Linked DNA regions of Homo sapiens: region 2 is linked to region 1. A link is a contact called in ENCODE Hi-C or POLR2A ChIA-PET data. All regions are on one chromosome and are shown on one strand. Each heading gives the region's core, a stretch centred on a gene start or an enhancer-like site at or near the end of the contact. The rest is flanking DNA. Distances are from core to core; before and after follow the strand shown. Region 1 holds the start of GABBR1 (gamma-aminobutyric acid type B receptor subunit 1). Region 2 holds the start of HCG9 (HLA complex group 9).

Region 1 (3,203 bases), core at 533-3,032:
TATAACTTAATACAGTTTTAAAATTTTTTTTTAAATATACAGTGAACTTTCTAGGAATGCAATTATAGTTGTGTGTAAAATTAGGGAAAATTAACTTTGCTACCAAGAGTTGTTCAACATTTTGTTAAATCACTTCATTGATGGCAACATGCTGGAGGTAGTTGAGTCACCAACTCAGCACCTGGATCAGCCTGTGTTGGTAGCAGTTTCATCCCCGTGGTTCTGTGAATAGGTGGAAGCATCTGCTTACTCCATCAGGACTTCTAGGGTAGTCGGGCCTTGGCACTCACACATTAAAATACTGTTTATGTTATTTTATTGCAAGTTACTTTTCTTTCATTTCCCCTTTACGTTACAGAAAGGGAAGCATTTTGCTTTCTGTTTAAAGTTGTGTATGTAGGTAGGTTATATCATCTATGACTTTCTCTCCCTCCTTCCCTTTCTTTTTGTTTGAGATGGAGTCTTGCTCTGTCACCCAGGCTGGAGTGCAGTGGTGCGATCTTGGCTCACTGCAACCTCTGCCTCCCGGGTTCAAGCGATTCTGGTGTCTCAGCTGGGATTACAGGCGCACACCATCACACCACGCTAATTTTTCTATTTTTAGTAGAGATGGGGTTTCGCCATGCTGGCCAGGCCAGGCTGGTCTCAAACTCCTGAGCTCAAGTGATCAGTCCGCCTCGGCCTCCCAAAGTTCTGGGATTTCAGGCGTGAGCCTCATCTATGAATCTCAATTTAGGACAGTAAAAGTGTCATTACAAAATATTTATTGTAAAAAAGGGTTGGAGGTTGAGAATCTCAATTCTAGTCAGTCTCTCAGTGTTTGGTTTCTTCCTACCATTTTTCCCCCTAGGACCAGCCAGAAAGCAGCTTTTTTTTTGTCCCCCCCAACAAGGAGCCCACTGTTTCCTCTCCCAGCCCAAACTCAGGCCTACGAACAACAACAGCACAACACACACACACACACACACACACACACACACACACACACACACACACACCCCTCCACTTCAAGGTATAGCCAAGAGCTTCTGGAGCCGTCAAAAAGGTCTGTACCTGCTGTCTTTAGAGCTTCCAGTTTGCCCTTGGTCAAGAAATACTGTTTGCTAGGCTCTGCTGGAGTACATCAGGTAATACTGGCTTCTAAACCACCCTGAGGTTCTTTTCTCTTGTCCTTTTACTCCCTTCGTACTTCAATTTCTCTCCTTGATGTCCCCCTCCCTGTTTTGTTTTTTGCCTCCAATCCGTTCTGCGCGTTCCCTGCAGAGCAGGCGAGTAGCAATGCTGCTGGACCATGGAGCTGCTCTAGTCTCCCAGAAATCTCTTCTACACCCAACCCTTCTTGCGCTTAGGTGGTCCTCAGTCCCCCTCCCCCACCTCCTTCTGACCCAGGCTTCTTTCTCGCCCTCCGGTCGCAGTTCTCCTGGGCATCTGCCTCTGCCTCTCTCCTCTCACCCGGATCTAGGGCTGCCTTCTCTTTGTGCAGCCGTCTTTCTCCACCTTCATCCCAGACTCCCTGTCTCAGCGCCAGCTCCTCTGCCTTTGGCTCGGGTTCCCTCTCCCCCACCCCAGCTTCCAGTTGTTTGGCCCGCAGGTCCCTCGGCAGTGACCGGCGCCCCCCGACGAGTGCGTGTGCACCAGGGCACCTCCCTCTCCCCCACCTCTCAGCCCCGCGCCTCTCCACCGCCCGCCCCACCGCGCTGTGGGCGGTCCAGGGCGGGGCTGGGATCCGGGGCGGCTCCCGGGGCTCGGGTTGTGGGAGGCGCCCTCTCCCCGGTCTTCCCCTCTCTTCCCCCCGCCCTGCCTTCCCTTGCACCCTCCTTCTTCCCTCCGCCCGGGAGCTCTCCCTGGTCCCCGGCGCCGCCTCCTTCCCTCCCGGCTCCCCGCTCCCCGCTCCCGTGGCTGCCGCCGCCCCGGGGAAGAAGAGACAGGGGTGGGGTTTGGGGGAAGCGAGAGAGGAGGGGAGAGACCCTGGCCAGGCTGGAGCCTGGATTCGAGGGGAGGAGGGACGGGAGGAGGAGAAAGGTGGAGGAGAAGGGAGGGGGGAGCGGGGAGGAGCGGCCGGGCCTGGGGCCTTGAGGCCCGGGGAGAGCCGGGGAGCCGGGCCCGCGCGCCGAGGTAAGAGCCAGGGCCCCGGGTTAGCAGGGCTCGGAGAGGGGGCGCGCGGCGTGGTGGGGGAGGGGGCAGTGGGCGCAGGGCCCAGCTGGGGGAAGCGGGGCTGGGGGAGAGGAGGAACCGCGGGGATGGAATCGGGGAGCGCTGAGGCGGCCGATGCCGGGAGCGTGGGTAAGCCAGGCTTCTGCGAGCCGCGGGGGCCGGGGGAGAGGAGGTGGTGAGAGGTGGAGTCCCGGGAGGGTTGGGGGCCGAGGGAGGCAGGAGGAGGGTGGGGACAGGCTTTCTCTCCTCCTCTCCCCCCACCCCGCGCGGGGCTCCGCCCCCGCCTCCTCCGCGGGGCGCTCTCTTGGTCCCCAGGCTGAGCCCGGTCGGAGCCTGCGAGGCAACCGGCAAGAGGTCGAGTAGTCTCCGGGTGCGGGCCGCGCCGGCGGGGCTCGGTCCAGTCCTCATGGCCGCCTCTCACTTAGATGTTGCTGCTGCTGCTACTGGCGCCACTCTTCCTCCGCCCCCCGGGCGCGGGCGGGGCGCAGACCCCCAACGCCACCTCAGAAGGTGCATCCTTCTTCGACGACCTCCGGCCCTCCTTCGCTCCACTTCCCTTTCCCTGCATCTCCTCATTTCTGGTCCTCATCACTATCCCATCAGTCCCACATATCATCCCGGTCTGGCAACCCCTTCTGCTCGGCCCGACTTTACTACTGCTGACCTCCTTCTGTCACCCCACGTTACTATCCAGCACCTCTTTTCTCTGCCCACATTGCTACACTATACCACCTTCCTGTGCATTTTCTCCGCCTCAATCCCCTTTCCCAGCCCCACATTACTACCTCAATTACTCCCTTTTCTTGGTCCCACTTTGCTGTCCAGATGATCTTATTAGCCTCCCTTTATCCTCCTATCCTAATTCAACTCGAATATCCTCATTTAGCCTTTTTTTTTAAAGAAAAGCTCCACCCACATATCATACCCTTCATGATTTCTTAATTACTTTTCTTTCTTACCTCCACCCAGCACCCTTCCCTCCCCACTTGTGGGTTCTCTCATCAGCTTTAACCCTGGCCCTTTACTCTCTGTCCTTTAGCCAGGGGATC
Region 2 (2,977 bases), core at 1-2,500, 340 kb before region 1:
CCTCTAAATGCGTTGGAACAAACTTTGCATATTATTATTAGTATCATCGTCATTGAAGTATTAAAAGTCTTCTTGGGGGTGAGCTGAATGAGATCCTTTGCTGGAACTGCCGCAGGGAGAAAAAGTCCTCGAGAGAGGGTAGACACTGTGGAGGGAAGAGCTTGGGACCAGCGTCAGGAGAGCTGGGTCCATCTCCCTCTCTGCCCCTCACTACCCTTGTGACCTTTAGCAGTGTAAATAATCCCTCTAAGGTGGGGACAAGACCCCAGTCCCTGCTGTGCTCAATAAATGATAATGCTCGAAATAAATAATCAGTGAATGTGGATGGGAAAACTAAGTAATTGTTAAAACTCTGTGGTGTATGACATTTTCATCTACAGAAAAGTGTAGGCTAGGGGTCCTGGGGAATGGTTAGTAATCATAGGTGGAGTTCCATTGGGAAAAAAAATGCTCCTAAAGCTGACGAAGATGGAAGGGACACAGTTCGTGATCATGGATGGTTCATTGTCTAATGGGGGTTGGTACCAGATGGTAAATGACAGCTGGACGTGGTGGCACTCGCTTGTAGTCCCAACTACTCAGGAGGCTGAGGTGGCAGGATTGTTCTAGCCCTCGGCTAGAGCGGGAGCGGCTTGGCGTTTCTGGGGGGTCTGAATGGGTCGCAGCGAGCGCGATGCGGTCGCGGCGGGGCTCAGGTGCGATGTGCAGCGAGGTGCGGGAGCTGGACGCTGCCGGTTGCCGCCACTCCTCAGCCCTGCTTTTCAGTCTCTTTTCAGTCCTCCTCGGGATCGCGCATCACCCCCACCCCCTGCACTTTCTGGTCTCTTCTTGCACTTGCTCTCCTCACCTCTCCTCCGCCTCCTCTCACTTTTCGGACAAACCAGCCCTTCTGAAGTCCCTGGGTTCCTGGGCTGTTCCTGTGAATGGCATTCGAGGGCCCTTCCAGCTCTGCCGCTGAGGCAGTCACATCCCCCGGTGCTCAGAGCGGCTCTCGGGTCCCTGAAGCCCTGTCCTCTCCCTGGAGTCCGCGTGTTCTCAGCTCCAGGGCGGGCCGCAGTCCCTGGAGTTGGGGCCCTCCTTTTTTCGGGACCAGGAGCTGGTGCTTCCTATTGCTGTGGGGACTATGGGGCTCCTGACTCTCAAGCTGAGGGGTTGGAGCCTGCCGGCTCCAGGCAGAGGATTCTTCCTGCGACTGCTCCCATCCCCAGCTCATTATCCCTTCGCCTCCCGTTCCCAGGGTTCTTTCCTCTCTGTCAACCCTCCCAGCTACTGTGGACTCCAATGATCTAAGGACACCAAGTTCCCTCCTACTTCCTCAGCTTCCTTTCTCATGGCCCCCTGGGTCCTGTTGCCCTCCCTGCTCCCTGCTACCCCTTTCTATCTGCAGTTCTCTGATCCATTTGTAGGGTGTCCTCTGCCCTCATCCCCTGCTCCCGTCCCTCCTGCCTCCCTTATGGGCCTTTCCTACAAGCAGCCTTCACCCAGTGCTGCCCCTATGCCTCTCCATTCCCAGCTGTCCCTGACCCTAACTTTCTGGTGCTGCCTTTTGTCGGGGGAGTCTTCCCTCCATCCCACTCCCCTCCAGGCCACTTAAGGGGAGCCCTGGTGCTAATGAAAGTTGGGCCTTAGGCAGGGCGCAGGGCAGCGCAGATGCCCCCTCCCCTCCAGTGCAGATGCCTGCTCTGGGCCCTGCCTCAGGTGACCCGTTCCCCACTCCTTCATCCTCAGCCTCACCCTCTTGAGGACCCCACCCTGAAACCCTCAGGTGCTGGACCATCCCTCCCTGGTCCCTCTGCCCCTCTCTGCCTTGGGACCTTATGCTGTTCCCACCTCTTGACCAGCTGCCTTCGGCCCTCAGCAAGTTCTCACCTTCCCCAAACCCCACCCTCCCCCAGACAACCCCTCCCTTCCTGTTCTCACTTTACCCCAAGTTCTCCCAGGGTCACCCCCACTTCCTTCTCATGCCACCCTTTAGTCCTTGCCCTGCCCATCTCCTCACCCCCACCCAGACCCAAAACAGGCTCTAGTCCAACGGCTCCTTGACCCTCATCCTCTTTCGGTTCCTTGACCCCGGTGGGCTGTCAGTTCCTAGACTTCATATCCAAAATCTTCACTTACCACATAGTGGGCTGTGGTCATCCCCTCCTCTGGGCCTTCTCCCAGCACCACCTTCCTCCTGTGAGGGTTTTCTAACCTGAGCCCTCTTTTGGAGTGTGACTGCTCCGCCTTCAGCACCACTCCTCTCTGAAGGCCCTTCCTCAGGCCTTGGTTTTTTTCTCTCTGACCAGGACCCCAGCCTCTTTCTAATTCTATATTATTGTTTGGTACGCGGTGACAATTTCTTTTTTGTTGTTTAATTGTTGTAAAATATACATATAAAGTTCACTATTTTCACCATTTAAAAGTGTACAGTTCAGTGGCATTAAGTACATTCACATTTTTGTGCATCCTGAAACTCTGTGCCTACTAAACAGTAGCTCCCCATTCCTCCTTCCCCCTGGCCCCTGGAACCACTGGTTCTACTTTCTGTCTCTATGAATTTGGTTATTGGGAATTATGCTGCTATGAACATGAGTGTTCAAATATCTTTTTAATGTTCCTGCTTTCATTTCTTTTGGGTAAATACCCAGATGTAGAATTTCTGGATTACATAGTAATTAATTTTTTAGTTTTTGGAGGAAGCAACACACTGATTTCCATAGCAGGTGCCCCACTTTGTCTTTCCCAATGTACTACACAAATGTTCCAGTTTCTCTACCTCTTTGCCAAACTTGCTTTCTCTCTCTCTCTCTCTCTCTCTCTCTGTGTGTGCGTGTGTGTGTGTGTGTGTATTTGATTATAGCCATCCTAATTGGTGTGAAGTAGTAGCCCATTGCAGTTTTGATTTGCATTTCCCTAATAACTACAGATGTTGAGCATCTTTTCATGTGTCTATTGGCCATTTGTATGTCTTCTTCGGAGAATTGGCTATTCAAAT

The links. Hi-C counts contacts between places; a loop is a spot of excess contacts on that map. ChIA-PET counts read pairs that join two places held with the same protein, here RNA polymerase II (POLR2A). Pooled maps may share reads with other maps.
Region 2: a loop to region 1 is called in a map of ascending aorta, with 4 times the contacts of the local background. The contact joins the promoter of HCG9 here to the promoter of GABBR1 in region 1. A Hi-C loop is called at or near these places in 1 of 168 maps with a recorded cell type or tissue (ascending aorta) and 8 of 50 pooled maps. POLR2A ChIA-PET finds 5 or more read pairs at or near these places in 7 of 52 experiments (AG04450, CD4-positive, alpha-beta T cell, H1 and 3 more).

What each region holds. Positions count from the first base shown.
Region 1 is chr6:29,631,762-29,634,964 of GRCh38, reverse strand. GABBR1 (gamma-aminobutyric acid type B receptor subunit 1) reads left to right here and starts at 1,782. Exons shown (of 23, transcript NM_001470.4): 1 at 1,782-2,115; 2 at 2,580-2,664. The coding sequence starts at 2,580.
Region 2 is chr6:29,973,388-29,976,364 of GRCh38, reverse strand. It overlaps HCG9 (HLA complex group 9), which reads right to left and starts at 1,250. Exons shown (of 3, transcript NR_028032.1): 1 at 848-1,250. It also overlaps the pseudogene MICD. RefSeq lists enhancers at 173-822, 823-1,473.